2 separate regions of the Homo sapiens genome follow, and region 2 is linked to region 1. A link is a loop called in an ENCODE intact Hi-C map of the cell type or tissue named here. Cell type or tissue: CD14-positive monocyte. All regions are shown on one strand. Each heading gives the region's core, and the rest is flanking DNA. Links, peaks and the distances in the headings are about the cores only.

Region 1 (10,474 bases), core at 2,399-7,398:
AGGAGAAGGAGGATAATCAGAAAAAAAGTCTTATCTATCACTTTATTTTAAAAAATAATTTTGCTAAGTTTAACATAGGATCTTTCTATATTCCAACAGCATTTATTATCCAGAAAGTTTTTAAGATTCAAAACATTAACTCAATTATGCAAATAGCTTCTGTCAAGAAAATCTCTTCCTTTTAAATTTCTAAGACAAGCCTACCCGAGATGCCCCACCATTTTACCAGGAAGCTAGGTGATATCCCACGCCATGCTTTCTCTCCTGGGTTGTGCGGGAAGAGCTTCCATCTTTGTGCCTAAGCTGGAGGTCCCAGCACTACAGGGACCCCTCCTCTGATCCACAATGTCTAGTTTTTCACTTCAGTGAAAGGCTTATTAGGGAACTAGAAATCATGCTTATTTCACATGAACTTTCACATTTGATTTGAAACATGTTTGAGGATGTCTTTTTCTCTCCAACACTATCCTTGGGGAGCCTTTGACTAACTGCTATCCATAAAATCACGTCTCTTCTTGGAGTTTCTGAGACATATAAAGAAAGGTAGGTGGGAGAGAAAGTGAGCGATGGCTTCTTTTAGAATTTATTGATCATATTTATGAACCATTAAAAATATGGACTATTTGTATTTGTCACTTTTCTACAGCTGCTTTATCCTGGAAACTGAAAAGATTCTGCAATGGAAATTGTGTGCATCATAATCTATTACTGAACATGGCATGACTTTCTCTTTAAAAACAAGCAGGATTTGGGAGGGTTTGAAAGTTTCTCTGCTACTCCACTCATGTTATACTGAGGAAAATAAATTCACTTTAAAAACAATAGGGTTTTCAAGATTAGATAATGGCATTTGTCTTGTTTTGTTAGGTGACACTTTTACTAAGCAACTTAACTCTTCCAAATGGCATAAATTCTTGAGCTTACATTTTATTACTAAAATGTATAAAAATGCTTATAGATAACAAAACATTTTTAAAAGTATGTTAGATAAGGAAATCTACATTAAATGAATCATTAAGTCAGGAAAATACTTTCTTTGGACTTCATAACATTATTACAAGTCATTAAATGTACCATTGTATCTACCTGCAATTTTAGTTTAATTTCTGCAACAGAGATCCACTTAGAACTATAAAGATCTATAGTAATATGGTTAATTATAGCTACAGTATTTCTCTATGACTGTGTAGAGTCAATTCATTTTTCAGATTCTCTAATATTTCATTAAAATATATACCAGGTTTCCTAATCAATTGATATATCAAAAAATGCAGTATGAGAGTAATTCTCATATGAAAACAGCGAGTCGTCACTTTATTCACTGAGATTTCCTTTTATGGTAACCAAACCCACACAAAGTCATTTTTGGCACCCACTGCCAACAAAGGAGCGGAATTCCAAATACAGTTTTGCATTCACAGTTAAAATTTTCTCTAGTGGGTTTTAAGTGCTATGAAAGGAGTAAGATAATTTACTGGAGAATAAAACTCAGGGGATATGACTTTGGGTTTCCTGTGGATGCTGCTACAGCCCACAGGAGTCCTCTAGTCAGTAAAGACAGACATTGTCTGGCAGGCTCATCACACTTTTCAGAGGGGGATCATGTTAAAAAAGAGATTACCTCTGCATGGCTATTTCAGTGGTAATGGAACTAAAGGAACTGAAGCGAAAGAAAATGATATTACAGGGAAGAGCAGGCATTCTTCTAGAAGTGTGCCCTCTCCTTTGGCCACTCTTCAGAGTCCCACTCAAATAAGTTTGGCACCCAGTTAAATAATTTCCCCAGACAGGGTCCCAAAGGAAAGACACATAAACAGCCTCCTAGATGGACCTCCTCAGAGGTCTCTTCAGGATAACGGCTGGGTGGGATTGGCAGGAAGACAGGCTTACTCTGCAGAGGAATAAAGACCTACAGTACCCAGGGTTGTCAATCTGGGATCTTTTGCTTAGGAAAACATTATCTCAGAAAAAAACCTTACCTCAGGAAATTAATCATTACTTGAGTGGTGGCAAAAGTCAAGTGAGCATTAAATAATGACATCCTAAATAATGACGGTATACAATGACTGGCAGCAAACACGGCTTCTCCACTTCCAACATTTTAATAATAAAACATTTTTAAAAATGTAAATGGTCACTTGGTCTTTTCTTGAGGATTTGGTGGTATGACACTTCTAAACATTTCGTCTTTTGTTGAGGATTTGTGGTTTGACACTTGTAAACAAAATACGTGTCTTATGGTAATAATTAGTGAATGACATTTTAGAAGGGACATCATTGTATTTGTTATTAAAGTGCCACAGATCAGTTGTAAAATCTTTAAAAAATACATGAACATCTCGGGGCATTGTAGTTGTAACATTGATCCCACGAGTCACTTAGACACTCATTGCCCAACCACCGCTCAGAGCATATATGCTCAGAGAGTATGGGATGAGGGGAAAAAGGAACTACCAAGAAAGAAGGCGTGATGAGTGCCAGAGTCCAGCTGAATAAAGACTTATTTCCACAGGATGATTTTTAAAAAGGTGGCTTCCTGAGAGCCAAATTCATTATAAAGGCTTCTTTTAGTAAAAATTCCCATAACAACCTCAGTTCTCTCCAAAATGAGCAAGTTGTCTATATGGAGAAAACTCTATTATATACAATCCTGCCAAGCAATTCAGAAAACTTTTGGAGAAAAGTAAAAATACTGTGATGATCATCCTCTAATTTGATGTAATTAAAATCTAATTTGATATTTAAAGCCTAATGAGAAACAAACATATTTTTTCACATGGGCTGCAATGCAGGCATCATTGCATATATTTGTAGAGTTTGCCTATTTAGTCAAGATATTTATGACTTATTTTGGCTACAGCATGCTGCTTTTAATATTTTGTCATACCTTTTAAAATAATTTTTTAAATTGTGATTTCACTTTTCTACTGAGATGTTTTCTCATTATACAGCAAAAGTTATTAGGATTCACTAAGTAGAGTCTAACATGAAAATAAACTTTGTCAGAAATAAATTCTGTCGAATAATGCTATTTTAATTATAACAATGATAATTAATTATAATTAAGATTGGTGGGCTGGGTGCAGTGGCTCACGCCTGTAATCCCAGCACTTTGGGAGGCCGAGGTCAAGAGATCGAGACCATCCTGGCCAACATGGTGAAACCCTGTCTCTACTAAAAATACAAAAATTAGCCGGGCATGGTGGCAGGTGCCTGTAGTCCCAGCTACTTGGGAGGCTGAGGCAGAAGAATCACTTGAACTCGGGAGGCAGAGGTTGCAGTGAGCCAAGATTGTGCCACTGCACTCCAGCCTAGCGACAGAGCAAGACTCCGTCACAAAAAAAAAAAAAAAAAAAAAAAAAGACTAGTCTACTATGAAAAACAAAATACAACAAAACAACACTTTTCTCTCTAGATGGAAAATATATTGTTTCCTCCCTCCAGTTTATATATGAGTCCATAGTAGGCCAAAACAGCTTTTCAAGTTTAATGTAACAAGAGAGTAAGAATAAATAAATTTTAGTTATTAACCTGTTATCCTCATATCAAAAAACTGCATCACAACCGTCTTTGATTTCCAAGATGCCAACTCTCCTCACAGGAACTCATGCACAACTTCTGGGAATCTAAAAGATGAATAAGAAGATTTAAAAGATGATGACATCTGTAATGAATTTAATAAGCACGCTCATTCTTCTTCACTCACAGAACCTGCCTTCCTTTAGGAAAGAAAATTTGGAACTGGATCTCTCAAGAAGCTTTTTTTTTTTGCCCCCAGGAAAGAATTTCCTTTCTTTTAACATAGTTTAAATCTTTTGAATAAATACTTGTAATTAAAGGGAATTCCCTGTAACAGTGAAATGCTAGAGTTAAAACTTCAAGTACCAGCACTAGAAATTGTGTCATTGTAGTCCATGATACGGTTCTGCCACAAAGCTGAGATTTCTACAGAACTTCTTTGGGTGTATTAGCAACTAAACCTCGCAGGATGAAGTCTCAGATAACCTTGTTGTAAATTTGTTTCTATAGTTTATTTCAGCAATGTTATACTTTGTGCTAAAATTAAATTCTGAAATAGGAATCCAAACCCAACCAAAGCAAAATTCAGACTTTAAAAGTCTAGTAAGTAATGAAGAAAGGAACTTTTCATATATGGAATTAATATTTATTCAAGTATGATCCAAAGAAATGCATGGAAGATCAAACTACCTAATCTGAATAGATTAATCAACAATCTTAACAGAGTTTATCTCCCAGTATAAAAGACCTACTTAAAAATAATATTATAATACCCATAATCGTATATTTGTTATTTTTTTAAAAAAATCGCCCTTTTGTCCTGACAAGTTATTACAAAACTCCCATAAGAATAACTAAAGCATTAAAACATAACAGTTAAAGTGTGCTTTCCTGCAGTACCACTTCATGTGAACATTCAAAGTGCTTAAAGGAAGTAGTTTGCTTCAGTTTCCCCCTCCTTTCTGCACACCACTGCAGTAGCACTTCAGGACACCCTGTGCACTTGAGACATGAATCATTATAAGCAAGTAGGCCCACTCGGTTCCTCAAAAGACACAAAAGGTGCAAAAATAGCTTCTGCAATTGAAGCAAGAACCACGTCAGTAACCAGATGAATGTGGGTGGTCACATAAGATTCTGGTGCTGCAAAGGGCAAATTATTAAGCAAATGCTAGATTTATTTTCTTTTTTAAACTTTATTCTTCTTGCCTCAAATCAACCGTTTGCTGGCACTCAAAGTGACACCTGACAAGGTCTACTATTCTCAAAATTGAAACTTTCATCAATGCTAAAGAGCATGATTCATTAACATAGAAGGAATAGAGATGATATCCTAAAAAATATACATTTTCTATAAGATAATTAACTATATCTCTATCTATCTATCTATTTTTTTTGAGACGGAGTCTTGCTCAGTCACCCAGGCTGGAGTGCAGTGGCGCGATCTCGGCTCACTGCAAGCTCTGCCTCCCGGGTTCACGCCATTCTCCTGCCTCAGCCTCCCAAGTAGCTGGGACTACAGGCACCCACCACCACGCCCAGCTAATTTTTTTGCATTTTTAGTAGAGATGGGGGTTTCACCATGTTAGCCAGGATGGTCTCGATCTCCTGACCTCGTGATCCACCTGCCTTGGCCTCCCAAAGTGCCGGGATTACAGGCGTGAGCCACCGTGCCCGGCCAACTATATCTATATTTTTAACACACTAAATATCACATCTGTTTTAAAAAATCAAATAAAAGCACTTCAAAAAAAACCCACAAAAACTATAATCTAGGCTAAAGTAAAGCATGGCATTCCTCAAAAAAAAAAAAAAAAAAAAAAAAAAAAAAAAAAAAAGAAGAAGAAGAAATCACTGAGTTATTTTGTACTCCAAGCAAAATGCATCCAAGACATAAATGGGCCAAGGTTCTAAAGATGCAGATATTTATACGGAACCTTAACTTGCAGTAGTCAGTGACTACCTGTGACTGGTAATCTCACAGTCACCAAATTAAGAGGCAAGAAGGTAAAAGAAGAGCTTAATTTTCAGTAGGCCAGCACCAACCTCCCTTCCCTTCCAGAAATCATCATTCCTACCAGCAGTCTCCACAGGCAAAACAGAGCACGTGAGTGCCCCCCAACAAGCTCTGATGGGACAGCATTCCCAGTTCTGACTCCGTTTTTCCAGTCTTACTTTCTAAGATGATGGCTACTGGAAATGGTAAACACTCCTTTCATGACATGCACATGTATTTGAAATTGTAGATTACAGAAGAGCCCCCTTTTTACCCGGTAAGAGGATTCAAAAACTGGTTCTGTTGCATCACTCATGACCTTTTAAATGTTTGGGTTTCTCTTGAAGAAGAGAAAAGCAATGGTAATCATGTTATACTTATCCTTACCTTAAAGAAAGTTCCAGATGAGCATGATTTTAAAGCAAAGATGCAAATAATATTAGCATGAAAGATATGATATCAATTGCAGCGTTTTTGCACAAATCATTTTGTTATAAATTGAAATCAGTAATGGCCTCTACATGGGACTTGGTTATTGTTCTTATTGAAATGGAGATATGGAGATGCCATCTCAGAAATTTATTTTTTGCATTAATTTTAAGTGAGTTTTTGTGTCTTTATTTCTCCATCAAAATAAAAGAAAATCCTTTCATCAAACAGCTCTTGAGAATGTACTATGACAACTCATGCTCTTATTCTCAAGAAATCAACAGTTTACATAGTATGCTATTAAAGAAATGGACTAAAGGAGGAAAGATGATTATTTCTTTAACTTTGCTTTTAGGTTATTAGCTTCATAAGAACTTAACAGGCAATGAAACCTTAATATTTAATAAAACAAACAAGTTTTCAGAAATAGTGCTAATGAATCTTGATAAAAATCCAAAGGTCATTTAAAATTCCTTCCTAAATATGAGGTAAAAATTATATTTCACTTCACCACATACAAGATGGTTTTTCTGTCAACCTGCAGGTTAATGGAAGAGACCCTTGAAAATATTTTCCAATCCTCCATCTCCTATTTGTAATAAACACTTGGAAGATTTGAGTATTACTGTTTCTATCCCAGTGGTTTCTCAGCCTTCCCATTCTTAGAAGAAAAAAAATCCTTGGCATTAGTTACTTGTTGTTGGATGCTTATAGGTTATTACTATTAAGCTAAGCAAGAGTCAAGCTACTGATTCATAGATGACAGATAAGATAGACATTTTAAAAATACCCATTGTTAGTGGGGTTGTCTTTTTCCATTCTCTACTTTTCCAAATTGTTTCAAAACAAGTTACAGTTAATGCTTTAATATGACTCTTACATGAATCTAGCAAGAGGTGAAGGTTTCATTGGCAGAACTCTCAAGTACCTCCCATCACCCTTGTTTTTTCTGAGGTTAAATAAATACACACTATATCACAATTTTAGGAGAAGAGCTGATAAGGTAAACCAGTTACACTTTAGATGAGCATTGTCATAATTAAAAACAATAATTATTGGCTGGATGTAGTGGCTCACACCTGTAATCCCAGCACTTTGGGAGGATTGCTTAAGACCAGGAGGTTGAGACCAGTCTGGGCAACAAAGCAAGACCCTATCTCTATAAAAAAAAATTTAAGCAGGTGTGGTGGTGCACATCTGTAGTCCCAGCTGCTTGGGAGGCTGAGGTAAGAAGATCATTTGAACCCAGGAGTTTGGCGCTGCAGTGAGCTATAATTGCACCAGTCTGGGGGATAGAGTGAGACCCCGTCTCAAAAATAAATAAATAAATAAATAAAAACAACATCAATGAAAATAATTCTTATAAACTCAATGGAAAAATGGCAAATAGAAACTGGAAACAAGATATGATAGTTTTATTTCTCAGTAAAAAGAGTGTTTAAGTATTACATGTTTAAAAGAATGAACACTACTCTTCACTAGAGAAGAGACACTTTACTCTTATAGTAGGGAATAGAAAAGATTCAAAAGTAGTGACTAAAGATGGGAGAAGAGCACTGAAAGAGATATCAATGTTCAAGATATAATCCATCAATTTCACAAGCTTTTTGTAGAGGCATCTTTTCCTCTCTACAAAAAAAAAAAAAAAAAGACTCTAAATGGGCCCATTGTTCCACTCTGGAGTGCGTAAAGTGGCAAAGGAAGAAGAGGCTGCGAAGGACTAGAGAAGGCAGGTACAGGATAGACAACACACATACACACACACACATACATTGACAGGATGATGACTATAAGCTTAGATCTTCAGAAATATTTTTGATATAAAGGTAATGGATGAGGTTGGGGTTGAAATGTAAAAAAGAAAACATATTAAAGGGACATGACTAGGAAAAGAGAAACATAGTAGTTTTGGAACATGGGGCAATTCATTACTGGGACAACAATGTAGAAGGTTTTGAAAAGTCAAGAAGGTGCATGGAAGGAAGGATTCCCACAGAGTTTTCATAATAGGAGGCTGGGGCAAACTGAGTCCAAATTAGCCAGAAACTGCCCATAAAAATGACACCAAAGCTACATATGGTCTATTGCTGATTCTCAGCAGGTAGTGCAGGAGCACAGAAAAGATAGGAAACAAAGCATTGTGTAAATTAAAACTAGTGAAAACAAACAAAAAAAGCAGATACATGTGCATTAGAGATTGTAACTTAGGCCTCTTTAAATAGGATTTCTGATTATTCTATGATACTTTAAGACATTTACTTATACCTAATGTTAAATGACGAGTTAATGGGTGCAGCACACCAATATGGCACATGTATACATATGTAACAAACCTGCACATTGTGCACATGTACCCTAAAACTTAAAGTATAATAAAAAAAAATCCCCCCCTCAAAAAAAAGACATTTACTGAATGCCTACGATATGCCAGAAATGGGCTGTATTTACACAATACAGAAAAAGAAAAGACAAGCATTGCATTTAAGAGCACAGAGCTGGCTGGGTATGGTGGCTCACACCTGTAATCCCAGCACTTTGGGAGGCCCAGGCGGGCAGCTCACTTGAGGTCACGACTTCAAGACCAGCCTAGCCAACATGGTGAAACCCTGTTTCTACTAAAAATACAAAAATTAGCCGGGTGTGGTGGCTGGAACCTGTAATCCCAACTACTCAGGAGGCTGAGGCAGGAAAATCTCTTGAACCCGGGAAGCAGAGGTTGCAGTGAGCCAAGATCACACCACTGCACTCCAGTCTGGGTAACAGAGCAAGACTCCATCTCGAAAAACAACAACAACAAACAAACAAACAAAACAAACAAACAAACGAAGAGCTCAGAGCTTCAGCGGGGAGATATTTGTGAATTAGTTCAACAAATGACATAAATATAAACAGATTACAAAGGAGATTACAAGAGGGAATGGTCACTCCTTTCTGGAAAGTTAGAAAAGGCTTTCTAGATGTAACGACACTGAACTTAATATTTAAATAAAACTATATATGCTAATATACAGAAATGCACAGTTATCAATGTTAGATTTAGAGACAAATACATTTGTCAGATGAAATAAAAATACAAGACTCTACCATTCCGGTTTCTCTATGATTATATATACTTTATTTTGTGTGATGGAATGTTGGTTCATGAGGATGCTTGGGGAATAAGGTGTTCTAGTTAATACAATCTTATGGTTAGGTAAAGACCACAGAGAAAATCATTTTTTGTTAAACATCTGGTGGTAATTTATTTTCAAAAGTACACTAGCTTTTGCCTTGAGTTAATTACAGTCTACTAACCATAATTTAATCTTCCTTTGATGGTTCAGGATCATATAGTGTTCTCCAGTCATTCTGCATCTTGGCTGTGCTCATCTGGTATTGGCCATGCAAACTTCTCCCAACATGTGTCCTTAAAACACACGTCATGTTTTCTAAGATAAGAGCTATAACCTAGGTTTGTTTTCTTGACCCAATTTGACATCACGTAAGTCATATATCTGACTAACTTGATTTTAGGAGCAAATATATGACTACAAACTTCTATTACTATTTAAATGTTTAGCTTATTCTAAATCATATAGGCAGTGTTTAGGGCTATGGAATAATTTAGAAACCATTGAATTTAATCTATCAGGCAACTAACAAATGAAAAAGGTGAGAACCAGAGAAGTCAAAAGACTTGCTTAGGGACCCACAGCTCATTATGATAGTTCTGGTCTACAGCTTAGGTCTTTAAACTGTCAAGTCAATTATTTTCCATTATCCACACTACTTCCTCTTATTCAAAGTTTATTTATCTAACCCTATTTCAGAAATTGATTGAATGAGTAAAGAAGTAAAAAATGAAGAATTAATAATTTTGAAATTCAAATGAGCAAAGATATTTATAATCCATAATCAAAGAAACAGAAAATAACAGTAGTTAAGGATCAATGCTCCACTGAAATGTTTATCAATTTTTATACTAAATAAAAATAAATGCAACAAAAATTTTAATTTTTCCAAAATGAGTAAATGACAGAAAAATTAGAAGATAATCAATTTCCATAAGCAGTGCATTATTTAGTATCCAAAGCAAAAATAATTACTTAATTTACAACCAATTTTCAGTATAAGCTATTTTCTAAGATTTTTATGCTCTTATAACGAAAATTTTTCAGTAAATATTTTAAGTAGAGTTATGAGACCATCTTCCTAAAAGCAAAGATAGCTCTTTCATTGAAAGTCAATGGAGGCAAGCCCCTTGTTCATAATACCAAAATTTCACCTAGGAGACCTGTGAAGACATGGTAACACCAACTCCACAGGCACTACTTCTTCTGCTGCATTGGTTTTGCAAAAGGGCAGAGCCAAGTAGATGTTTTGTATAATTAAAAATCTTTTTTTGCTCTCTCTTTTGTGATACATTTTCCCATTTTTATTTTTTTCCTTCCCTTCCATTTCCTCTATCTTATCCCTTAATATGGTAGGTAAATAACTACTTCTAGCCAAGCCAGCTTAAACATTTACTCTTTAACTAAATATTTGGAGAGA
Region 2 (10,474 bases), core at 1,889-6,888, 85 kb before region 1:
ATGTCTTTTTAAAGTCTTTTTGGTTACAAGCATCAAAGCCAGCAAAGTTTGGCTAATCAATAAACAAGAACTTACTGTAAAGATGCAAAGTCATCCTCAGAAGTCAATAGCAGATGTAGCCCTGCCTCTTTTGACTCGGTTCATTCTTTGGCATTGCCTTTTGGTTTTCTCTACACACTGACTTGTTCTGATTCTCCCTGCGTATGGCCACCATGGCTCCAAAATTCATGTCTGAGCCAAACACAGACGCTGATCTCTAGTTATCCATTTCTTTAAGTCCAATTCCAAATTCCCAAGAGAAAGATATTGATTGTCCAGCTTGGGTCAGTGAGAACTCTGATGCAATCTATGGCCAAAGTGGAAGAGTCATGGTGGATGCTCGGTTACTTGGCCTTCCCTTTTGTGGAGAGGGGGATGATTCCTTGAGAAATGGTGTCATAGACTGGGAAGGAACTCCAAAAGATGTTTACAACCACCTGCCAGAAGTCTGCTGGTGTATTTTAATACTGCCATCCTGCAAGCTCAGTGTCAGTAAGAACAGAAGAAAGGGATAAATAGAGGTAATGTTTGTCATATTTCTAGAAACCGGACAGGTTTAGGACACATTGGAGTGCCAGCCATGGGAATAACATCAGGATAGAATGGTCTGGGCAAAGCTGAATGGGAAGAGGCATTTCCACAAAACTGCCCAAGGCAGTGGCACTACTAGGTTCAGAAGAATTCAGAGACCCAGGGAGGGCTGCTATTTAGAATAGCTCAGAACATCACAAGTGTGCTGGCTTTCCACTTTAATGTGAAGCTGGGTGTGGAGTTTTTAAAGCTCTATGCAAGACCTCACTGTTCCCAAAACATGGAAGGAAGTGTTTGACCTCAGAACATTCTCATATTATTAATCAACACACCAAATATTTACCCAGGACCTAGTCTGTGCCCAGTGCTGTTCGATACTGTAGTGCTCGGTCAGTGCTGTAGAGACAGAAGGGCCATCCCTCTGCTGTTGTAGAAAGTCCCTTCAGGGGTTCTGGAGGGAGTTGGGTGCCAGGAAGTTTCCCAGACTCCTCTCAGCCTCCCTTCCCAAACTCAAAGAAACGTGCTCCCTCCACTCTCCTCTTCTGCCTGCCAGAGTTTCCAGATTTGTTCTGTTTTGCAGTTGCGTCAAGCCACACTCAATTCCAATCCTAGCAGAAGGCATAAATTAACATTTTATTATGCGTGCTTGTTAGGGTCTCTTAAAGCAGACATGCAAATTCGAGGCTCCCATAGTAAATTAGGGCATACCCAGATTTTGCTGAAAATAAATCAAGTCGCCCTGGCCAAACCCTTGGAAAGCAGCACTTCTCTGAGCTATCCTGGGACAGATGCTCCCCTCAGCTCCTGCCCCAGGTTGTTTACCCTGGCCCCTGGCCATTTCCTGCCCCGTTTGGCACCCAGGTCCTCTCTGTCCAGCTGCCACTGGCTCATAGGACTCTTGGTCGACTTTCACTTACAAGGAACCAATTTCACAAGCAGCTGTAGGTGAGCCTTTTACGGGCCTCTGGCGAGTGAGTGAGAGGCCTCGGGCCTTCTCCCACAAGCAGCTGGACAAATATATCTGCCTTGGCTTTCCAGGGGGACCAGCTATTTTGAGGCTCCCCTTTGATTGACTCTTCCTACTACTGTGCCTTTAATTGCAGTTTATGGATCTTAAAACCTTATAGAACAGGAACTTCAAGCTAGACAGAGCTTGATTGGATTTGGCGTGGCTGTGGCGGAGGAATTCGAATTAGCAAAATCAAAAGTGAGAAGTAGTTAGTATGCACTTAGGCTCTACTAGGTTCCATTTTTAATTGTTCTGTGGCCTTTCTTTCCAGCATGCTGATTAGGTCATATAATTTTGTGTGTGGTTGGAGAAAGGTGGACAGGGGAAAGAGAGAAAGAATGTTTTCCAAGTCGCCACTTTAATTTTCAAAGTGTCCTTTCACATCCCTCATTATTATAAATTATCTGCCTCCTTGGGAGCATGCGTGGATGATCCCACCCAAATAGAGAAGGTGGTAAAGGCAAGGAAGCCATCACTGCCCTCCTGAGTCAGCCCACAGGCATCGGTCACAGATCGAAAACCCTAGTTCTGACCAGGTAGGTGGAAGAGCTGACTTCAGGGGCCTTGTGCCAGCCTAGATGAGCATGGTAAGTATTCACGGGGGATATTTGAGCCTCCCTATCTTAGAGGTTACACTGGAAGACACCATCAATTGGGTCCTATGTAGTGCGAGTGTGTGGGAGTGCCTCCAGCATTCCTGCAAGCCTGCTTCCAGAAGACTACTTGTCCCTCCACTCCTGTGGCTCTCAGGAAGTTGTGTTCCTTCTAAGTGCTGGAAGATACACCGGAACCTGAGGCTGCCACTCTGAAGGCTCCAGTTCTCTGCCATGTTGCTATCTCTATTTTATTTCTCCTTCCAAACAGATGCTTCTTAACCTCCTTCCTCCTGCCTCTCACCTCGCTCCCAGCTTTTCTGAATCCTTTCTCTCCTTGTTTCACTCAGTTCTTCTTTGCATCTCATTTCACCTTCCTGCTCTGTAGAGAGCTATGCGTGGCTCTTACCTTCCCCCAGTGGCATTTAAAGTGTTTCTTGGTGCAAAACATCCTATTCATTGCCATAGAAACAGGAAGCTCAGTGTGGAAGAAAAAGGAAAAAAAGAAGTCTGACACTCCAAAGCTGTGCAATTCTGTTATTTTGCCCAAATCCATAAACGGCAACATGCTGGGAGATAAGCAAAAGCCCGCCCGCTGCTAGAACCAGAGAAGGAAGGGCCTTCCATTCCTAGGAGACTGTCTGCAGGTTTTAAACCAGGCCCTTAAACCAGGCAAGAGCTGGCTCAGTGGAAAGAACTGCTACTTTTCTTTCACATGGAAACTCACAGCTGAGTCTAGAGAAGTCAGACTGCCAGGACCCTGAGTGAGGAGTCAGACAGACCTCGTTCTGTGATAAATGCTGCCTCTGAAAAGCTGCAGCCTTTTGGACTCCTCACTTAACCCCTCTCAGTCTCCTTAGCTATAAAATAAGGATATGAATGTTGCCACGGCCTTTTTGTCAGGCTCTGATGAGGGCATGTGGTGCTGTACCTTCATTGCACTCCTGCTGGACTCACTGTTTCCTTACCCCATCCTTGGAAAGCACAAGTTTGGGTTATCTATTCACCATGGTAAACACCTCCCTGACATAAAACTAAGAGAAGAACTTCACATTCACATAATTCCTAAAATAAAGCCAATCATCCACAGCATTCTTTAAAATATACTAAGAAGTATTTATTTTTTACATCTTCATGCAAAACCTGGACAGGAGCCTTCTCCAAACCATTGATTTCCAAGATGCATCTTCAACCTACCCTGAGTACTGCCTTTTTCTTCTGGGTCCCAAGAACTCTAGAAGTTGTTATTCCCTAAGCTGAGAACAGGCTGGGTAAGTATGGATCAGAGCTTCAAGCTAATGATGTGAAGTTTGCTGGTTTAATCTCCACCCAGCCAGTGGGTCTCTCCGAGGCCATCTATGTTCTATTCCCAGAAGTGCACCCTACCTTTCAACAACTACCTTTGTTCTGCATCTCTTAGATTCTGCATTTGGCATCCATTAATCACAGGGACAAATGAACAGCCACAGTTGTTTGCATCTTCCCTGTGATCCACTTGCACTGGCCCATAAAATTGCATTAACAACCCTCCGATCCATCCCAAAACTAGTACCTCGAACCACCTCATTGAACTAACTCCCACAAACCCAGTCAATAGTCCCCTGCCCTAGGGCCAGGTACCAAACTAGAAACCACCCCACTAGACCAGAGCTCACTGACTTTATTCAAACTGAGCCACCCTAAGCTGTTTCCCTACCCTCCCTTTCCTCTCCTATGAAAAACACAATGAGGGCTCTGGCCATGGTCTCCCCTTGCACCTCCTTCTGCCTCCTGACCAAACCTGGTGCCTCCCCACGTGGCCTTCTGTGATGTGGTGGCCCCCTTTTCTTGGAAACTGTAGGTAATAAAAACCTTCTTTCAATGGCACTGGCCTCTCTTGTCATTACTCATTCACTTCCATAAATTAAGAGCTGGGCACAAATCAACCTTGTCCACATCTGTCATACCAGTGACAGAGATACCCTGGTAATGAGGTGTAACTGGTTCATCATGTACACATCACACGCTTGGTGGTGCTAGCTCAGCAGCATCTTCATCTATAAATAAGGCAACCATATGTCCCACTGTGCCCTGTAGAGTCCAAATTTACCCCTAGTTGACCTGTACAATTATTAATAGTGGCCTCATTCACTCTCAAAGCAATTCTGGTTTGGAATATAAATGATATGGTTACCCTACTATAAAGGACAGAAAAATATTCTTCTATGAAATAGGTAAAAGTCTTTGTTTCAGGGGACTAATTGCAACTGAGTCATTCAGTGCCATATTTCCACTTGAGGAAAGGGTCTAAATGAATGGTACAGACATTCTAAAAATACAAGTGCTTGTCTTCACATAATATGCAAGAAGTTCAAGAGGAAAAACCAGCTGCATGAAGTGTGTATACAAAGCAGAGCAAAGAATCATGATTACGCTGAGGTTTCTTTCACGAGCATCAAGGATGATGGTAGCTTTGTTCACCGTGACCCAAAAGCTGGACCAGGGTAGGAATCACTATGGACCAAATGATCAGGTGATTAGCTCATGTTTTCGTGTCTGGTATCTGACAGGAGATTTAGTCATTCAGTCATTCTGCAAATATATTTTGTCTCTAATATGTGCTGGACACTAGGGATACAATTAGAATCAGTTTCAGTTCCTGTCTTCAAGAAGTTTTTTCTGTAAAGGAAGACATTGACACACACAAGAAGTATTTCAAAAGGCACAAGCACAGGTTACCATGGGACCATTTACGAGGAGCACTTGTTCTAGTCCTGGGGGTTATTAACTGACTTTATGAGTGAAATTTGGGGTGGGTGTGGGGAGATTGGAGGGTAGATTATAAGACCCTAATTCAATCTGAACCAGTAAGCATAGAGACCACTGTCTAAGGTCCTGGAAATCAAAGGACAAAACCTGAGGGCATTGGAGCATGAGACTGGGGGACAGTCCAAATTCAAGCAACCAAATGAACAGAATATAATGATGGCCTGAATGCTGCAGAAAATCCAGCCCCAAGTTCTAGCATTTCTTGACAGGTAGAAATGAGGAATGTTAAGGACCGCTAGGAAAAAAATACATCAAACCCAATATATGAGAGAATTGATTATGAATGCTCTAGATTTTTACCCCAACCCTAAACTCATCCCATTCTTCCCTAGGTGCCAGGACTGGTGCTCATCTTTGCCCTTCAACGCTGTAGCCTCAGTTCCAAGGAGGAGAAGGATCAGCTGCGTGCCGGGGACAACTTCCTCATCATCCTCCCAGGGAAGTCTGTCGGAGGTTGTTTGTAATCAAGCCTTAAAAATCTATGACATGCAGCTGCACTGTCTGTGATGGCACGTACGTCAAGGAGAAAAATTCATGATTTGGGAATGCATAGAGCTATGTTTTGCTCCTCCACACCCTAGTCAGATGCAGAGTTGTTTTGGTCCTCTACAGAGTTATAAATAAAAAGCCAGCTCTAAAGATTTGCTGAAGCAAACCCAAGGCCGAAGGAGCAATCCTTCTTAATTGACCTGACTTACACAATGCTTCTGGCATATGGTCTTGCTCTCCCCAGACAAAGAGAATGCCTATAAAAAGAAATACATAACATTGGCCCTAGCATTATTTTAGAGTCACAGAATGTAAGTCACAGGGGATATTAGAGATCATTTTGCCCTATGCATGCATCTTACAGATCAAGGGTGCCAGAGGTTGTGGAGCTATTTAATAGGATTCCTTGACTGGGATCCATTTTTATTTTAGAAACAAACACAATTAGATTCAATACCTTGGAAAACAGAATTTTGGTACACTTTGAAGTTATAGACAGCTGTCTCTGTTGTATCCTTGATACACTTAGAATAAGCAAAAGAGTAAAATAGGCTATGTACTATACCCTCAAGTATTCAGTGCCTCATAATACAACCCCCAGGACCTATCATCGAACTTCTCCTGATTAGTGTCCCCTACTTGGGATGGGTCTCTCCATCCTCTTACGCGTCACCAAATTTCCCTATTATGTTTCCTGTTATCAGTGCCCTGACAAAAGGGTACTGGTCTGATAAACTCATTCAGCTCAGGGTGTACATATAAATAGTAGCCTAATGAGAGTAAATTTGTAAAATACTTATCCACTAAATAACAATTTTTAAAAATAGAGGCCAACATTTTTTAGTATCAAGGTGCAGACATTGCACCAATCATTTTAACCACATCATCTTATTTAATCTTGTCAACTCTACAACATAAGTATTGTATTATCCCCATTTTTTGGATGAGTAAAGCAAGGTTTGGAGTGGTCTCCCAAAGTCATACTATTAATAAATGGTCAAGCTGGGATTTCGATACAGGCCATTTGAATCCAAAGCCTATAGTTTTCACCACAGTGCCATGAATTGTGACTGCTATAAATAACAATGACAACAAAAACCATAATACTTGCATATCTGCTTTAATGTATTTCTTCCAAAAGCACAAATCGTGGCCATTCAGACTGGTTTACTTTATTTTTTTCTCCAGCTTTATTGAGACATGATTGACAAATAAAAATTGTGTATTTTCAAGGTGTGCAACGTGATGATTTGATATACATATACATTATAAGTGATTACCACATCAGTTCACTTCCAGAAGCCTTCATATAACCGCTTATTGGCAACTTCCTCATATCTCTGTATTTCCATTCATTAATTTGGCCCTAATAATTTCAACAGCTATAAAAAATAACAGCAAGTCCAGACCTTCTCTGACAATGAAGCTGCCTCCATTTTTCCAAGATCAAGAGTTGCGGCTGGTTGTGGTGACCCAGGCCTGTAATCCCAGCACTTTGGGAGGCCGAGGTGAAATATTTAAATTAAAAAAAAAAAAAAAAGGTGCAACGTCTTTGTCATTCCTCTGTGCTCTGTTTTCAGTCATATTATTTTCTTCATCATCGTTACTGACCTGCTTCCTCCCTCAAGACTGTTCAAACTCCTCTGGCTTCTGGAAATGGTCTCTGTTACTGTAAGTGGTCAGAGACAGAAGGGCCATGAACGTGGCCTAACCCACTCCAGGAAACCCATCACCTTTTCAACTTCCCCTTTCCTCACGCCTCCTCCCTCCCCCAGCTGCTCTCCCTACTCCTTCGCTTCCTCATTTGCAGCATAAGAAAATGTGCCCGGGAAACCAGCACAGGACAAATCCTGGAACACACTCAACATTGTACTTCCCATGAAGAGAGCAGTCACGTCTGGGCCTAGAAGCTCACAGTCAGCCTCCGGGGCTCTGAGGAGAAGGGGCCATTACCTCAGCCTCCCAGAGACAGACTCAGGCGCCCTGGCACCGCCACACACAGTGACACTGCCTGGCAGGGGGCTGTTTTTCACTGTCTCTACTGTCTGTGTGACTCCTGCAGCTGCCTCCAGTTCTCTAATCCAATCAGAGCTACATTGTCCTGTTTCTGTTATATTCATGCTCAGATTGCCAGACACAAGATATTTATCAATTCTGGCAAACCTGTCTCTCTCAAGAGAGGCCATCTCTGAGTCAGGCTGAGCTGCCTTACCTGCCCAGACTGTTCAGGGTCTTTCTTGGGTAAGACTCCACTTTCTATGCCTTTTCCAATTCATTCACATTCCTTCATGCTCTCCAGGATCCTTGGGGGCAATTTAGTGCCCTTGATAACGTCTTGAGTGTGGTGGAAAGCCCCACTTCCTGCAGGGTGGTGCATGACATGGAAAGGCTGAGCTCCTCTGTTGACAGCATTCAGTCAAGGACTTACTGACGTGTTGTAACAAGCCATCTCCAAACCCGTCTGGTGGAAAACTGATGTACCTGTTCAAGGGGTGCAGACAATATTTAGAAGTTTTCCCCAAAAGTTATAATTACATTTTTCTTTCAAGTAAGACACAATAATGACCTCCCCCCCACCCCCCGCAACATGCGCGCGCACGCACACACACACACGTTCTAATTCCCGGAACCCTGTGAATATGTGACCTTACCTGGCAAAGGGGACATTGCAGCTGTGATAAGTTAAGGATCCAGAGTTGAGGAGCGTATACTGGATTATTCAGGTGGGGTCAATGTATTCACATGGGTCCTTAACTATCAGAGTAACTTTCCTAGCTGTGATCAGAGAGAGGTGGCTAAGACAAGGCAACACTGCTGGCTTTGAAGATGAAGAAAGAGAATGTGAGCCAAGGAATAAAGACAGCTTCTGGAAGCCAGAAAAGGCAAGAGAATGATTGTCCCCTAGAGCCTCTGGAAAGAAGGCAGCCCTCCAGTCACCTTGCTTTTACCCCAGTGAGAGCTGTGTGGGGCTTCCGACATCTAGAACTGTAAGATAATGAATTTGTGTTGTGTTAAGCCACTACATTTGTGGTGATTTGTTATGGTGGAGGTGGGAAACTCATATAGGCCTAAAAGAAGGAACAGGTAGTTCAAGGACCTTTTCTTCTTAGAGCCACATTAGATAAGAAATTATCAAATACCCACCTCTTAATTGGCAGTTACCCTCTCAACAGGCAACTGTCACAACATCTATGAAAAAGATAAGGTCATTGTGTCATCAAATGGGACTTGCTGCTATTTCCTGAAGAGATTCAACATGAGAAAGTTTGAAAAAAAAAAAAGAAAAAATGTAAAAGACCAACATTATCCAAACGACTTAGGAATATCTGTTGCTACTGACTGGGAAAAACATGGACTGTTACATATTAATTTTAACCCTGAGCTCATTTCCAATGCAAACTGTTAACCTTTAACAGCAATGTTCTTTTTGATTACAAAGGAAATAAGCACAATGCAGAGTTAAACATTTTGTTTTCTAGAGTCTGAAAGACATAAAGGAATACTGGAATTCTTTGAGATCATTTGGAGTCAGGGCGACTTGGTTAATGTCAACTCACAATTAAGGCTGGAGAACCTGTCTGCAGCCCATATTGTGGCATTTGGGAATTATGCAGGGCCCAGTCATCAAACTTTCAAGTGGAGAAAACTAGATCCAATGCCATTCTGGTATGAAGTGGTTACACTTGTCCAAATTTGATCAAGAGTGTTTAAAGCAAATGTCAAGGTAATTGAAACTTTCTCTTGTCATTCGAGTTTCATTTCACACCTTCTCCCAAATATTACAAAAGTGAATTTTCTTTGCCCCAGCCCTTGAATATGGCATCAAAAAAAAAAACAGCTTTGTGTTCTTTTATTACTTATCTTTATTTTAATTGTAAAAAAATTGAGTTAATAAAAATTGCTACTATTTACTGAGCAACTATTATGTGCCAGTCACCTGAGATTCACTATCTCATTTAATCCCTCAATTAAGGATTATTATTTCCATTCATTACATGAAAAAAATGAGGTTGGAAAGTCTAAATGACTTGCCCAAACTCACAGAGTGAGAGGTGGTGAATGCCAGAACATCTTCACCGCTCCTTGGTCCAGGGGCTCTTGGTTCACTCATTATTTCCTATGTTTCTTTAGTATGAAATATAGTCAAAGCCAAAAAGAAGTGTAAAATAAAATTTATTAGTAACCGGTGGGTCCACTATGAGTTTATGAGTCCATGCCCCCACCTCAAATTTGGGCTTCCCATAGCAGTATGCAGAGAGGACCACCAGCTTCCCTCTCTGGGGTAGACGAATAGGGAACTAACAAACCTCTTCCTCATTTTTAAGTGTGGCTTAAGCAGTCAGTAATTAAATTTATCTTGTGATACGGCATCCTGAGAGGCCTGGAAGGGTAGGAATACCAACATGGCCTGAAGGCACATGTCACAATTGAGGATCACAAGTTACTTTAGTTTTATCAGTGCTTCCTAAAAATGTTTTCCTAGTATCCTAGTGCCATGCACATTGGTGTATTTGCTGTATCAAGGTAGTTAGCCCTCAGATGTTTCCTCTTCTATAGTTCCTGGCCCACCCTCCACTCTTTACATCAAAATAATTATTTCACAGAGGTTTTCTACTGCAATGGCTGCTGGGGAATAATTCCTCAACTCTCTCCTTTCTTACCTTCCTTTTAGCTGCCTTAATTCTGCTCCATCTTGCAATTTCATTGGCCAGTCTTAATTTCTCCAATTTGCTGTGTAGTTGCCATGATGTTATGATTTCCTTGTGAATCACATTACAATGTCTGGAGCTCCGTTCAGGTGGCTGGAGGACTTTCAGCAAAGAATTAGTAATAATAGTATGATTGCATTGTCTGCTACAAGAACAACCAAGAATAAAATACAGTGAATTCATTTTTTCTGGTTCTAGTCACTTAAGTTTTGCTATCCAGCAGGAACAATGCTGTTTTCGCTAAGGAGCCCACCTTAGCTCATTGGTGTAGTGATCAATACTTATGACATTTTATC

The links. Hi-C counts contacts between places; a loop is a spot of excess contacts. Peaks named below come from ENCODE experiments on the same cell type or tissue, not always from the same donor. Only the 100,000 strongest peaks of a DNase experiment are listed, where the experiment ranks them.
Region 2: it touches region 1 in a loop (2.9-fold over the local background); 2 of 110 quality-filtered maps call a loop at or near these places.

What each region holds. Positions count from the first base shown.
Region 1 is chr6:142,779,990-142,790,463 of GRCh38, forward strand. It overlaps HIVEP2 (HIVEP zinc finger 2), which reads right to left. Exons shown (of 10, transcript NM_006734.4): 3 at 3,532-3,626. Among named protein-coding and RNA genes, the nearest start is that of HIVEP2, 160 kb to the right of the region's middle. In CD14-positive monocyte, for the core only: no CTCF peak of the experiment used is centred there; a DNase peak (open chromatin) is centred at 4,522.
Region 2 is chr6:142,695,432-142,705,905 of GRCh38, forward strand. No RefSeq gene overlaps it. Among named protein-coding and RNA genes, the nearest start is that of HIVEP2, 240 kb to the right of the region's middle. RefSeq lists an enhancer at 7,151-7,380. In CD14-positive monocyte, for the core only: no CTCF peak of the experiment used is centred there; DNase peaks (open chromatin) are centred at 4,790 and 5,410; H3K4me3 peaks cover 1,849 bases; H3K27ac peaks cover 2,423 bases.